Linked DNA regions of Homo sapiens: region 1 is linked to region 2. A link is an interaction called in ENCODE POLR2A ChIA-PET data of the cell type or tissue named here. Cell type or tissue: OCI-LY7. All regions are shown on one strand.

Evidence for each region. Peaks named below come from ENCODE experiments on the same cell type or tissue, not always from the same donor. Only the 100,000 strongest peaks of a DNase experiment are listed, where the experiment ranks them.
Region 1: POLR2A ChIA-PET joins it to region 2 with 11 read pairs; 2 of 35 experiments call an interaction of 5 or more read pairs at or near these places.

The regions. Positions count from the first base shown.
Region 1 is chr6:16,368,933-16,376,932 of GRCh38, reverse strand. The region is part of intron 6 of ATXN1 (ataxin 1); the gene reads left to right. Among named protein-coding and RNA genes, the nearest start is that of GMPR, 130 kb to the right of the region's middle. In OCI-LY7, no CTCF peak of the experiment used is centred here; no DNase peak of the experiment used is centred here.
Region 2 is chr6:15,655,220-15,663,219 of GRCh38, reverse strand. It overlaps DTNBP1 (dystrobrevin binding protein 1), which reads left to right and starts at 192. Exons shown (of 10, transcript NM_032122.5): 1 at 192-406. The coding sequence starts at 351. RefSeq lists a silencer at 196-705 and an enhancer at 936-985. In OCI-LY7, no CTCF peak of the experiment used is centred here; DNase peaks (open chromatin) are centred at 269, 769 and 4,669; H3K4me3 peaks cover 2,985 bases; H3K27ac peaks cover 3,048 bases.

The sequences.
Region 1 (8,000 bases), 710 kb before region 2:
ACTCCTTACCTTTCAAGAATGTCTGCAGCTCTCTGCATACAATAACTTCCTTGAGTATATATAACTACAGTATGACAAGGCTTTTAAATTGAACAATTCTAAAGACTGTTTTTTTGAGTCCAAAAAGTAGAATTTGGTATCAACATTAGGTTTAAAAGAAGTGATTTCAGAGTTTGTCAACTATTCAAGTGTCAGAAAAAAATAATGTAAATGATGTGCTTAAGACATTTATTTTTGTATTCTCGATTCTCCTGAAATAAAGGGAAATTGTCTTGAAAAGCTGTAGATTTTAAATGAAAAGGAAAGCGGGAAGGTGACATAATTTGCCTCTGCCTTTGCAGAAATTCAAGTGTATATGGCCTCTCTCCAATCCACCATTTTCCCACCTCCACAGGCCCCATGTCAGCTGTTTCCTTCATATCATTGCAATGCTTTGAGGGTGATTGTTGGTTTAAGCTACAGTCCCTTCAAATTTGTGAAAGACTAAACAGATTGATAACAACTCCACCTAGATTAAATGAAATTCTGTGGGTAGACAGGCTAGTCAAAATACAATCCCCACACACCCCAAGTGAGCATTGCTTCTCCTTTCAGATATGCTGTGGGTACAAAGAAAGGATTTAGTCCAAAGTGCCTTGGGGTTTTGTTCAGTCCAGAGTGTAATTTTTTTCTCTCTTTTGCCTATAGCCATTTCTGTAACATTACTGAAAGGGCTTTTTTCCTAATGAAGCATGAAAATTGATCGTATCTTGCCAGGAGAGTTCTTCCTAAGTCTTAAGATATTAAAGATTTCATGAGAACCGCATGAAGAATATCTTCTTGAATCATTTACATTTTTCCCTTTTGTAGGCTTATGTAACCATGCAGAAAATCTAATAATAAGTGTGCTATTAGTGTACCATGTGCCATCCCGCAGGCAGCTGTGCCATGGGGCACCAGTGCCCAGGGCTTGTGGATAGCATTAACCTGTACAACTTTCTAAAGTAAAGCCCAGTGGGAAATCTGTAGGTAATTGAACAGATAGTCCATTTTTATCAGACTTCCCCCTGCCCCTTCCCTGTTCTGTCTTTTCTCTTTTCTTGTGCCAGAAGGAAACACCTTGGCCATAGGCCTTTCATTCACAATGGAGTATATTTTCCAAAGCAAATAGCTTGGACTATTTCAATTCCCAGAGCAATCTAGGTGGGCACACAGAGCTAAATTTGGGTTTGAAAGAACTCTTAAATTAGTATCATAGGAAGGCAATGAGCAGGAAAAAAAAAAATAAAGATACAAGCATTGTGGTCTGATGGAAATTATCCAGCACTCACTTACAAATGACAAGTGGGTACCACCCAGCCTTTCTCATGTTCCAAAATTTAATAAAGGGTTCCATCTAGGTCCCCCAGAAACTACTGTGATTATCAGGGTGAGAGAAGGGGGAATGATGAATTTTTGTAATGCCCCAATCTTTGTAACCAGGCATAGAAGGACATTCGCTGGGCTCAGGATGGGTGTTAGCATGTAGTGGATAAAGGAATTGCAGAGTTGTTGACAGCTGTTTCCTCAGAGACACTTGTCCTGATGATATTTGCTTTGGATTCTAAGTAACAGAGCTGTAGTTCTTAAAGTTTAAATTGAAAAAAAGGAGTTTTCTGTCAAGTGGCTTAGTCATGGAAATCAGTGAAGTTAAGCTTGGGCAATAATATATCCTTTTCAAATCCAGGTGCCTTCCTGATCATGCCAGAGCTTTTGTGACTCCTTTCTCCTTGGTGTTCTTCTTTTGATGCGGCGATAGGGTCTGAACACGTCCAGGCTGTCTTTGCTGGGAGAGGGCAGAATGCCTCGGCTTTCTTCAGCCTTGCCTTTCTTCATTGTCTTCACCCTGCAGCACTTCTGCAAAGCTGCTGGGGTAGGTGGGTGAGTGGGCGTCTTTTCTTTGCTAGCCCAAGCTGAGTTCTGAAGGGAAGTTAGCAGGGCTCAGCTGCTGCCGCAAAGTCAGTCAGACCAATTCTCATTTGCATGCCTACAGAATTAGACATATTCAGGGGCTCGGGTTAATGCCATACCCTCCTCTTGTCCTTGGAAAACTGTAAGAATGCGTGCAGGTAACTCTGCAGCAATTCTGTGTTGCTCAGATGTATTTCTCTTCTTTCAGAATTCCTCCTTCTATAGCATTCCCCTAATATTTATGTGCTGGGGCTTTCTTCTTTCATCCCAGGCCCCAGCTTCGCTCTATATCAGACAGAGGTGGGAGCTGCTGATCAAGGGGGCACACTTGCCATCCAAACCTCACGATGCTCACAGGTGTCCTTTCAACCCTGCTAACCCAGATGATACATCACCATTTATACCTTTGGAGGCATTTTCTCTTTAATTGATGCTCACTTAGACCTAAGATTGTTCATTAAAGTCCAGAGGTGCTCATTAAAATGAACATTGGATAGTGTGGTAGATGCAGGTTATCATTATGAATCCAAGAAAGGGCTCTGTGGAACTTGTTATATACGGCATTTATAGGTTGTTAAATTAAAGGATTAGTGTTGTGCTAAACCATTTTCAGGTTAATCAGTTGTGGGAAACCAGATCTAATGTTAAAGCAGGCTTAAACTATGGTTTTTATAGTAGGGAAGTTTTTAAGCTACTGTTATTTCTAATAAACCCTCTAGCTTGCTAATCGAGCATACTTTTCAATTTTTGCACTTAACTGAATATGGTCTTGTTCCCTAATTTTTTTATGTGTGGGCTTTATTTCTTCAAGCTGGATTGTAAGTTCCTTTTTAGCAGGGTCTATGTCTTTTTTTTTTTTTTTTTTGCTCATATCCTAAAAGCTTCTGGTATAATTCGAGGTATATAGCAGATGCTAAGGATTTTATTGAGTGATTACTACATTTTTAGAGTGTCATTACAATGTATTATCACCTGGTTTATGCCGTGGTGCTTTATGTAACATGTGCCTATTTACAGAACATTGATATAACATGTTGGTCTGCAACCAGGTTGTTATCAGCAATAGGAAAAGCATTACAGAGTTCATATGGAAGTAGAGGAGAAACAGGTCTAATTTGGGTGTGATGCCCTGTATTAGTCTGTTTTCATGCTGCTAATAAAGACATACCCAAGCCTAGGTAATTTATAAAGAAAAAGAGGTTTAATGGACTCACAGTTCCACGTGGCTGGGGAGGCTTCACAATCATGGTGGAAGGCAAAAGGCATGTCTTACATGGCAGCAGGCAAGAGAAAATGAGAGGCAATCAAAAGGGGAAACCTCTTATAAAACAATCAGATCTCGTGAGACTTATTCACTACCACGAGAACAGTATGGGGGAAACTGCCCCCATTATTCAGTTGTCTCCCAGCAGGTCCCTCCTACAATATGTGGGAATTGTGGGAGCTACGATTCAGGATGACACTTGGGTGGGGACACAGCCAAACTATATCATGCCCTAACCTGATCAGATATGGCTTCCAGACTGGCCCCTGGAGTGGCCTGAATACCTTCACCAAGACACGTGTGTGGGACAGATCAAAAGTTTCCATCTGCCATTTGTCTTTCACTTGGTAACTGCTAATGATTGCTTGTTAACCATACACATTAATATGCCCGTGAAGCAGATAGAAAATAAAATAAGTAAAAAATTGTATAAGTGGAAAAACTAAGACCCAAACAAGAAATTATGGATCATTTCTAAATGGTGGCCAGGACGTTTATACGGAGAAACCATACCATTGAACCATAATCAATGTAAGAATACAACTGATGGTTTCAGACTTTCAGGAATAGAATGAGTCTCAGGCAGACATGTTCTCAGGCAACATGGCCTGGGACATCCCCAGAAACCTCCTCCATGGAGTTAACAGGACACCTACATGGCCCTATGTGTCCCTCCACTTGGGCCTCTTGTTCAACCTCGTATCACATGTCCCCTTCCTACCACATAAACTTCTGTCTCTACATTCTCTACTCTACCACAGGTTCATTTATTTGTTTGTTTGTTTGTTTGTTTGTTTGTTTGTTTATTTATTTATTTATTTATTTTGATACAGTGTCTCACTTTGCTGTCCAGCTGGAGTGCAGTGTGCAATCACAGCTCCCTATAGCCTCTGTCTCCCAGGCTCAAGTGATCCTCCTGCCTCAGCCTCCCTAGTAGCAAGGACTATAGACATGTGCCACCACGCCCAGCTAATTTTTACCTTTTTTTTGTAGAGATGAGTTCTCACTGGGTTGCCCAGGCTGGTCTCAAACTCCTGGGCTCAAGTGATCCTTCTGCCTCAGACTCCCAAAGAGCTTGGATTACAGACATGAGCCACTGTGCCCAGCCCACAGTCATGTTTTAAAGTGTCTGAGCTATAAATACTACTATAAAGGTGTCAACTGGTTGTATATGTGGGCCCTTGGCATTTCAGAAATGACAGTTATTGCCAACCATTACCAAATGGAATCCATTTTATCCAAATGGGCATGGTTGGGGCTGAGCATGGGATGGAGTAATGCAGTCTTATTGCATTTCAGTGTTAGAGGGCTTTCACTCGGTTTGCAGTTTCTCCACAGCTCACCCACCAATTCTACCTGTGTACTTCTTTTCTGTTCCCTCTCAACTTCTTTTCCATTCTCTCCTTCCTCTTGTTTCTGTCCATATCTCTGGCTTCTTTTAATTTCCCTTTTCCCTTCTTTCTTATTGGTCTGGCCCTGGGTCTGGTGAGACCAAGGGCACAGAAGGATACTGGCTCCATGCCAACCTTTCCTCCAAGGCACAATCTCCTTCTTGGCATTTACTGAGATGTTCAACTTCCTGTGTTTCTAATATTCCTTCCTGTTTTATAAAAGAAAAATAGATTGGATTTGCAAAGTGCCTTAATTTGTTGATTTTCTAAAAAGCAATTTTAAAAATGTGTATCAACAATATCACATACATGTAACTGATTTATTGACTCTGGCTTGCCCTGGGTTTAATCACACATAAAGAAATTTTACAATAACACATGATCCAGTAGAGAAAGAAGTCAAAGAAATATGTAAAGTCCTGTGACCTCTGTAGACATTTGGGATTAAACCAAATTAAAACACCTGTATGGGCTGGGCATGGTGGCTCATGCCTGTAATTCCAGCACTTTGGGAGGCTAAGGCAGGAGGATCACTTGAGCCCAGGATTTTGAGACCAGCCTAGGTACCATAGCAAGACCCAATCTCTACTGAAAAAAATAAAAATAAAAATAAAAATAAAAATAAAAATAAATAACCAGGCATAGTGGCATGCCTGTAGTCCCAGCTACTCAGGAAGCTGAGATGGGAGGATCACTTGAGCCAGCAGTTTGAGACTGCAGTGAGCTATGATTGCACCACTGCACTCTAGATGCAACAGAGCAAGACCCTGTCTCGGCTCAAAAAAAAGAAAACACTTGTATCAATTCAGGTCAAATATTGGTTTCTTTTTTTTAAGAGCAGATTAACATCTTGCATATCTTTTGCTATCACATTTCTTCTTATCTGACCAGCTGAAATGGAACTAGTGTTAAATACAAATAATAAAACCTGTAAAGATCCTAAGTTTTTGCATGGTACAATAAATCCTCACTCATTCACATGCTTGGAGAAAGTCCAGTCTGATTCAATTAATGAAAAGCAAAAAAAAAAAAAAATTGTAACTACATAATTTTTATCTCATGTATTAGCTCCTATTTAGTTCACATAAGTGTTCAAATAGGTACTCATTTTTAATTAACAAAATATTTGTGTGTAGTGAGTATTTTTAAACCAATTAAAACAGTTCCTTCTTGTAAGTAAATTAAGTGCTATTCTTAGACGATGGTATGCATCATTCATTTGCTTTGCAAACCATTCTTTCACACCATTCTAGTTGGTGTGAAAGCAAATTGAGCCCATCTCTACTGGAATTTATTGCATTCTCTTAATTTCTGACACTCTATGCTCCCAATAGTAGGGACTCCATCTTAGCCACCACGACATCCCAGGCATGGCTCCTAGAATAATTTCAGCTCTTTAAGACTCAATTAATATTTGCTCACTGATTAATATTTAGCTCCATTAATTTATGTGTCCAAATTCCTTACCATTTGCCAAGTGCTTTTGGATTTTACAGTTAGTTACAAACTGTAGTTTAAGGTTTTTCTGGCTTTACTTCATTCTTCCTTTAACTAGCTTTAAAAAACTAGTTTATAATTCTAGTTACAATACAATGTTAAGTGAAAGAACTGATTCAAAATTATATATTCAGAATTATTCTAACTTTGTAAACATGCATAGATATATGTGAGCTTTAAAAAAGAAAATTATATATATATGCCAAAATACAATCAAAATGTAAATAGTGGATATATCATGTTGGAGATATTAGGAGCAGTTTTATATTTTTTAAGTTTTCTGTGTTTCCACATATGATCACACTTTATTTTTATATCAGAAAAAAGCTATCTTAGTTGTGCATTGTACATTAGAAATATTAGTTTTGAAGATAACCTAAACACAAGTTTTTATTTCTTCTGTCACAGTTGCCTCTTTTCTTAAAATCGTGTTTGCCAGTTTCTTTCACGACACTGCAAACAATTTTAGTAGCTTCAGTTCTTTGATAAATCTGTAGCTTTTAGATCTTTGATTACTATTAGCAAAGAAAAGATAGACCCAAATGAAAAACAGTTGCATTTTTGAAATATGTCCGGCGGGGGTTGATGTGGAAAGAACAATTCCTCTCAACTCCAGGGTCAAAGCAGCAGCCCTGCCAGGCTCTGTCGGGGTCGCCTGGAGAACATCACTTAACTTTCTACATCAGTTCCTGCTTCTGGACATTATAACATTCATGATATCCACCTCATGCAGGATTCCTGGGAGGAGCAGATCAGATCATAATGTGTGTGAAGGGGCTTTGAACGACAGTCACCACATTATTACCACCATAAGCATTATTTCCATTTCAAAAATGGTAGAGGAGGGAAGATGCAGATGTTCTCTTTATGTTGGCTCGGCACCAGGCACGTCCAGGTTGTGCTGCTTTACCCTCCAGCATGAAGAGTTAGAAGGTAAATATCGATATTGCTTTTCATAACTAATAGCTTCATAGTTCATGTCAGGTGATTTCTTGGCTTCCGTTAGCATTTCAGAGACCATTATACACAGCAGCCATCCTCTGCAGAGCTGGAGAAAACTCATTTTTCAAGGCAAATAGTCCCAAGTCAGGGTTCAGTCCTGGTGGAATGAAATAAAGAAGGAGAGTTTATCTTTAAGGTAAGCTAGCATTTAAGTAGATGTTGGATATTATCAGAGATGCTTATGAGGGGCAGAGAGCATTGAAGACTTATACCCTTTGCACATCTTTAAATGCCTGTAAGTGCTTACCAGGAGCCAAGAGCGAACGGGTGGCTGCGTGCAAATGCTAGAGGTTAACCCCTGTCCATGGGCATTTACCGCATGAGTAAAAATTTATTGCAGAGTTCAGGACTGTGATTCTGCTGCTCATTTCTGTAGCGTATTTCTTTATCTGAAAGGATGCCCATTGTCCTTTCTAGCTTTTTGGGCCATAACCGTGAGGGAAGGCCCAAAGGAAGAACCTCTGTTGGAGATCAGGTTTATTCATCCATGTGGGTGGAGGTACGAAGGAGGGAAGAACCTCTGTTGGATATCGGGTTTCTTTGTCTGTGTGGGTTGGAGACTAGTAGAATAGGGGAAACCACATACTGCCCATTCCTCCAGGATCATTTTCCATTTGGATATTTAGAAAGCAACAAGAGAGGAGTTTTAGAAGACAAGGTAGATGATTTCAAGTTACTTTAACATAGAGGAAGAAAGTTTCCTTCTATTTTTAATGGCTAGTGCATGATTTGTGGGAGTGAAGATTGGGAGGGGGCACGGACGAACACCAGGAAGAGGCGGTTAATTTATTGGTCCCCATTAATTGAATTTAATAAGTGAGTTTTGTCAGTTTAGCAATATCCATTAGTTTCAGAGAGTGTTTCAGTATTATTCTGTAAAAGCATCCAGGGATATATTTTACAGCTACAGCATAGAT
Region 2 (8,000 bases):
ACGATGCCGCTTCCATTTTAAAGAAAAAAAAAAAAAAACGAGAAGGCCTGGTGCGGGATAGGAATGAGCCGAGGAGCTACTGGCCCTCTCGGTCGGGGGAAGACCCGCCCCTTTTCCGCAGCCCGAGCCCGGCGCAGTCCACTGCGGCTGCGCGAGCCTGGCGCGCGCGGGGCGGGAACGCGGAAGGGGCTGGGGTTGCGGCGCGGCGGCGAGGACCAGACCGGGGGCGGGGCCGGTAGTGGGAGTGCGGGGCGCGCGGTGACAGCGCGGGGTTGGCGGCGTGGGACCCAGGGGGCGACAGAGGCAGCAGCAGCCCGAGGCCTGAGGAGAGGAGACCGGCGGCGGCGGCAATGCTGGAGACCCTTCGCGAGCGGCTGCTGAGCGTGCAGCAGGATTTCACCTCCGGGTGGGTATACGGTGGGCGACGAAAAGGGACCTGAGGGGGCCGGGCCGCCGCCTGGGATGCCCCTGCCTCGCTCCCTTCCCCGCGCCACGGTCCAGGGTCCGTCCTGTCCCGCACCTCCCCGCCCCGCCCCGCCGAGGAAAGTAACGAACTTCCCGGCGTCCTCGCGTCGGGCGGCGCAAAGTAACTTAGGTCCCTGCGGGCCGCCTGTGACGCGCACCCCCCAGGACCGGGAGGCGCTCGGCGGCGCAGCGGAGCGCCCGGGGGGGGTGTGGGACCCTGCGGTCCTTTCCCGGCAGCATCAGCTGGGCCCTGGAGGGAAGTCATGTGAGAAGCCAGCGCGCCTCACCGCTTCCGCCCCCGCGGCACAGTGGCCTGCGCCCCTCGGCCCAGCAGACACCTGCTCGTGCGCACCTGGAGCTGGGCCAGCCACCCTCCCCGAGTCGGATCGCACCGCGCAGCAGCCTGCACCCTCCGGCCACAGCCTTCCGCGCCGCGTCTCGGCTTTCACGCCCGGCTCGCCGGCCTAACCCTTGGCAAGGCTGGCCGCCCCTCCCCGTTGCGTCCTTTCTCTACCTTTGCCGTGAGCTCAGCGCCTCGGCGAAGGAACTCCTAAGCAGGAGAAGCGACAGAACTTTAGGAATGCTTTTAATACCCAGCGGTTCCCAAACTTTGCTTAGAATCACCTGGGAACCTTTCAGAGTTCTGATGCCCAGGTCTCACCCCCTACCTGTTGACCAGAGTGCCTGGAGACGGCGTTTTAAAGATCCCCAGGGGATTCCAGTGGGCACCAACGCCTGGGAACCACAGGCCGAGACTCTGGCGCCAGATTGCCTAGGCATCCTGGCTCGACCACTAAATCAAACGTAGTTACTCAGCTGCCTTGCCTCAATGTACTGTTTCCGCTACCGTAAAATGGGGATAATGATGGTACTTAAAAGGTTATTACAAGGATTAATGAATTAATGTGTAAAACACGAAGCAAGCATCATGTCAGTATTGTTACTTAGTGCTTAATTTTAATTTTTTCATTCCTTTAAAGTGAAAAAGATCTGTCTTTGAAAAGGATCTTTCAACTTTAGCTTACAAATCCTGTTGGAGGATGCACTGAATGTGAGAACATTTCCACTCATACTGTTTTAAATTTCTCCCCCCCACCCCCCTTTTTTTTGAGATGGAGTCTTGCTCTGTCACCCAGACTGGAGTGCAGTGGCGTGATCTCGGCTCACTGCAACCGCCGCCTCCCGGATTCAAGCGATTCTCCTGGCTCCACCTCCTGAGTAGCTGGGACTAGAGGCGCCCGGCTTATTTTTGTATTTTTTAGTAGAGACGGGTTTCACCATATTGGCCAGGCTGGTCTCGAACTCCTGACCTTGTGATCCTCCCGCCTTGGCCTCCCAAAGTGCTGGGATTACAGGCGTGTGCCACCGTTCCCGGCCCACCCTCCCCCCCTTTTTTTTAAAGTGACAAGTTCTCGCTCTGTTGCCCAGGCTGGAGCGCAGTGGCGCTATTATAGCTCGCTGCAGCCTCCAACTCCTGGGTACAAGAGATCCTCCCTCCTAGGCTTCCTGAAGTGGTGGGATTATGGGTATTAGTCACTGCGCCCAGCCTCGTTTTAAATTTCTAATGAGAAAGATGTTAGCCAAAATTTTATCTTAATGGACAAAAATGTTAATACTATTTGCACATTGGGCGTTGAATAACAAACTGTCAAACGCTTGAGCACTTACCATGCGTCAATCATTTTTGTTAGTTTGGTGTTTAGAAAGTTATGGACGCTCGGAGTCATTCACTGATGGGTGTGCTTGCGTGCTTGCATTTTGTTCTCCCTATTTAGTAAAAGTACCTTCTTTTCAGAGCGTAAATTATTGTATTGAAAACTTTTTGGTGTGATGCTGAAATGGCCCATTTGTAGCATGAGAGTGGCCATTATTCTCCTGTTAGTACTTCATGGAATTCCTTGATGGCACAAGAGCCCATCTTGTAGTTACTATAACTCTAGGTCACATGGTTGCCTCAGAAGCATTCATGCTCCTGACCTTTGTAAGAAGGCATTTTACCCCGGAATGTAGATTCTGGAGTGGGCTCTGGACTGCTGGGGCACAAACCATCCTGGGAGATCAGGGTAACCCTAAACGTTTAGAGTTAGTTAAGGAGAGACATGCCAAAGGGATCTAGTTAGAACCCCTTGGAAACTGACTTGACTTCTTAAAGATGCCGTAGTCTGGGGCCATTTTGGAGCTAGACATCCTGAGAGGGCTTCATTAGGTCTTTTGTTGGCTTTCTCCTGTACAGGTCACTTTCAGCTGACAAACCACTGGACTGTCAGTGTGTGCCATTAGCCTGTCACCTGGTGGAGAAACAACTCATCTCCAAGTGATGTCAGTCTCCCAGTAGACCCGGACCTCTAGTGCCTGATGTTCACTTTCTTCAGGTCCTCAATTTCCTACATTTAAGCTGTTCGGTTAAACTTTTCCATATTCAGCTTGAGATCAACCTCCTTTACATAACTGATTATTTTTGCCTTGAGGAGAAAAGATGACGCTAAACACAGCACACATGTGTTTATTATATGTTGGTAATGTGGAATTCAAAGATGAAAGAGACGTGAGCTGCATCACTAAAAAAGAAACATATTACATAAATGCAATGCTGATATCATAGATAATAAAATTAACACTAATTTTTTGATATTATCAATTATGCAGTCCATAATCAGATTTGTTTTGTGCTTAGAAATGACTTTTTACAGTTGGTTTGTTCAAATCCAGATCAGATAAGTTTCACACATTAAATCTGTTTAAAAACCAATTTTTAAAACAGACGACTGTTAAAGGGCCACATGGGGAAGCTTTATGGAATCTTCCAACAATTTTGTTGTCCCAGCTACTTGGGAGGCTGAGGCAGGAGGATCCCTTGAGCCCAGGAGTTCAAGACTGGGCAACACAAAGAAACCCCATCTTTTGGCTGGGTGCGGTGGCTCACACCTGTAATCCCAGCACTTTGGGAGCCCGAAGCAGGCGGATCATGAGGTCAGGAGTTCAAGACCAGCTTGGCCAACGTGGTGAAACCCCGTCTCCACTAAAAAATACAAAAATTAGCTGGCCATGGTGGCGTGCGTCTGTAATTCCAGCTACTTGGAAGGCTGAGGCAGAAGAATCTCTTGAATCCAGGAGGTGGAGGTTGCAGTGAGCCGAGATCACACCACTGCACTCCAGACTGGGTGACAGAGGGAGACTCCGTCTCAAAAAAAAAAAAAAAGAAAGAAACCCCATCTCTTAAAAAAGAAAGAAAAAATGAAAAAACATGGCCCTGGCCACCCAGAGCTATCACATTGGACCTGGCGTTTCTGTAGAACACTTGGTGGCAGAGCAATTGTGTGGAAGCCAGAGCAGCTGCCTTCTAAAATAATTGGAAACACCGGGTGTGCAGGCTGCCCCAGGGATGGAATGGAAGGCCTCAGGCATTTCTGGGCTCCTTCAGTGCAGCCAGTGCAGCTCCCGCTGTCGCCCAGAGCAGCATCCTCTCTTCGGAGCTTCTGTGATCATTTTCACTTTCTGAAAACTCATATGAAGGCCCTAACTCTAGATAAATTTACTTTTTTTCATTTTTAGTAAAATAGAACGATTCCTTATCAGTCTCAGAATGTCACTTTGGTGATGAAACCATGTCCAATAAGAATAAATTTCTACATTCCATTCAAACTTTGAAAAAGTGCAGCTTAAGACCATTGTTCTTTAAGGGCAGTGTAGAGATTACTGGTGGTTTGGGGGGAGCTCTAGGTTGTCCATGGACTTATGGCCTTTTTTGTAAATTTTTATGCGTAGTAACAATTATGTCAACCTTGAGAAAAACTAGTGATTACATCACATTCTTCCTGCCTTAATTGGGTGGTGGGCCAGCCTTAGGCCACAGACTGAAGAGGATTGGTTCTGAGCTTCACTCAAAGATCTTTTCCCCTCACCTAAAGTGAGTTGTAATTTGATTTAACTGAGTCAGAATTCTTGGAGCCTTTTGGAGAGTTCACATAAAATATCCATTTTTACAGAGATTGGCTTGAGCTCTGGGGAAGACTTTTGGACATACCAAAGTACATACTTCGAAGCCACTCTGGTCTTTGACTTTTACCTTTTGAGCTGTTACGACCAAAGGCCTCAGGATTGAGGTATTTAGGCATGCAAACCCTTCAGGGAACTGAAAATCAGATTTACTGACGGGTTTACAGCTGCCTGTCACAGGCTGGTGTTTCCTATTTGTGATGCACTGGGTTCCTGTGGTTGGGGATAAAAAAACCTGCTATTGTTGCAGCTAGAGGGTGTTTCCCCCTCAAAGCCCTCACTGCCCCTGCCGCCCACCTGCACCCCTGCCCAGTGTCCTCATTCTGTCTTCTTCCGTCCTTGTAGTATCTACCAAAACCTACACAAAGGGGGTTGGAGCCAGTCATCTAAATTACAATGTGGTCAAATGGTGAAGTGTTGCTTGAAATGTTGACTTTTCCGGGATTAATCATCATCTTAAAGAGAAAATAATCTCAGTATTCAACTTGATTTCATAAATATCTACAGAGTTCCTATTAAGTGCCAGTGCCAGACATTAGACTAGGCACTCAAAGTGTCCTTTTTCATAGAAGCTTAAAAAAGATTTGAGAGCCCATATGCTCAGGTTTGCCTAGTCTTTCCTAAACAATGTCTATATATTGGGCCAGATCCTGCAGGTACAAAGGTGTCTAAAACAGTCTCTGTCCACCAGATGCCCTAGACTGGTGCTGATATAAAGCAAAGCAGAATGAACAGAATGTTAAAGATACAAATAGTGTGGTATGTGAGTCCGAAGAAAGAGTCATTAGTTAGGATGCATTTACAGAAGGCTTCAAAGAGGAAGGGGTTTCTAAAACTAGGCCTTGAATAATGAGGAGAAATTGCGATAGATTTGGATAAGCACATTTCAGAGATGGAAGCAGTCCTGGGAGATGAAGCTGGAAAGGAAGTTTAGTGCCTAATAATAGAATATCTTCAATGCTTTGCTTAATTAATTTGTCAAATATTTATTGAGTGCTTACTATGTGGCAGGCACTATTTTAGGTACTGGGGATATAGCAGAGAACAAACCAGATAGCAAGTAAGATCCTTACTCTCGTTCTAGTAGCAGACTGTCTAGAATATCTAGACGGCCATAAGTTCTGTGGCTAAAAATCAGGCTAAGGAGAAGATGGCCTACCTGTATTTCTGGAAAAATATTTCTGTGTTTCTGGAAGAATAACTTGAGAGGCTGTGTGATAGGAAGATAGGGGATGGGGTAGAGGGAGATTATTTAGGAGGCTGTAATGAAGGTCCAGATGAGAGAAGATAAGGCAGTGCTGATAGAAGTTTAAAGGAGGGAATAGATGTGTTAGGCACTGGTCAGATTAGACAGCAGTGGGAGATGAAAAAGGTGCAGAAATTGAGAATGTGAATTTGGAAGTATCTTAGATAAATGGTGTCATATACCAGCATTAAAGAATTTAACAATAGGTTTGAGAGAGAAGGAACAGTTAACAGTGAATTTGTGATGAGCTAGCTGCTTGACAGCTGAGAAGCAATTGGAAATTTCTCTTGCGCTCAGGTGAGAAGTGAGAACTTGAAGCCATGTATTTGGGACTTAGGATAAAGGCATTAGGATGTAGATAGTCTAAATTCATCTTTCTTTCCTGAGTCTGTGCAGCTTTTGTGTGAATTTCTTAGGCTTTGTACCTTAGGCCATTTGCACTTTTAAGTGTGATTGAGGCTTTGGCTTTTCCCTGATCTCGCTTAAGAGAGAAAAAAAATGATGAACACTGATGTGAAAATGTAATAGATTGGATGTGCCTTATGACAAAATATGCTAATTCATACATTTCTGTGGTGCTTTAAAGCAATCGTCCTCACCTTTCCTAATAGCCAATGATGTAGACAGTTGGAAATTGAGTTACAAGTAAATGAAACGTCATGCAGGTTCCGCACGCTGTTGAATCACCGGCAGATCTCAGCAGTCATTGTAGTACTCAATGCATCATTCTGTTTATCTACATCTTTTTCTTTTCTTTTTTTCTCTGAGACAGGGTCTCACTCTGTCACCCAGGCTGCAGTGCTGTGGTATGCTCATGGCTCACTGCAGCCTCAACCTCCTGGGTTCAAGCAATCCACCCACCTCAGCCTTCCAAGTAGCTGGGACTACAGGCATACACCACCACGCCTGGCTAATTTGTGTATATTTGGAAGACAGGGTTTCGCCATGTTGCCCAGGCTTATTTACATCCTTTTACACTTTTTGTCTAAGCAGTTTTGTGAGTCACCCCCCTTTTTCAGTAAGAAGCCCCCATTTTAGTATTTTCTACAAAGCTCAAAGACATAAATATGCTGGTGTCAAATTAAGGTGAAGTCGTTGGAGCTATCTAAAAATAAAATTATTGAACTTTATGACGAATTTGAGGTTTAGTGCTTTGAACTTGAAAGTTGTCATTAGTAGAAAATAGTTGTCAGATGGCTCACTTAGTCTATATATTAATATGCTCACACAGCACTTATGTGTTCATGGGGTGTATGGTACTTGGGAGAAGACCAAGAATAGGGCTGGGCAAGCCTTTTGTAGGCACATTGGGAACCTCTGCTTTATTTCACCTTAGCCCAGTAATGTAGTACATTGGTTTCTCGGCTTTCTTGATGGGGATCACCTTTATTATAACTTTCATTTGAAATTAGCTCTGTAGTTTCCAGAATGCCATTAAGGTCATATTTGGAATTTTATTCAATTCTCATGGCAAATCTTTATGGTTGAGTATAATACTACCATTTTACATTTGAGGAAACTGGAATATTCCCCCTAGGTCAGTATTTCCTTCACAGCATGTCATGATATTGTAGGACATTAAACAGACGTTATAAGTGGGTTGTTTCCAGGACAGAATAAGTTCTCCAGAGAAACTGGAGTTATCCTAAAATAAAAATAGTGGGCTAATTTCAGGTGAATTCTGGGTTTTGAGGATGTTATTTTAGAAAATACCTTTTTGGCTTTTTGTTACTTTCTTAAGTATATCTGATCTTTTATATTTTTCATCTTAAGAATAATAGTTGGAAACAATCAAGAAAGTTTAGCAGGCAAAAAGATGACTATTTTCAACTTTCCTATGGCTACTTTGTTTTTTTACTTTTTTTTTTTTTTAACTTCGTTTTACTTTCCTATAGCTACTTTGTTTTTTACTTTGTTTTTATTTTTTAGCAGGGAAAAAGATGACTATTTCCAACTTTCCTATAGCTACTTTGTTTTCTCCAACAGTTTCTTTTCTGCATTTTGGCACATTGGCCATTTATTTGGAGAAGAAGTGGTGAGAAAAGATGAATACCTAAAAGATTGTTTTTGTTATTAAAAATGTTTTTTGGCTGGATATGGTGGTTCATGCTTCTAATCCCAGCACTTGGGGAGGCTGAGGTGGGAGGATAGCTTGAGCCCATGAGTTCAAGACCAGCCTGGGCAACATAGGGAGACCCCTGTCTCTACAAAGGGTTTTTAAAAACTAGCTGGGTGTGCTGGTGTGAGCCTGTAGTCCCAGCTACTTGAGAGGCTAAGGTGGGAGGATCGCTTA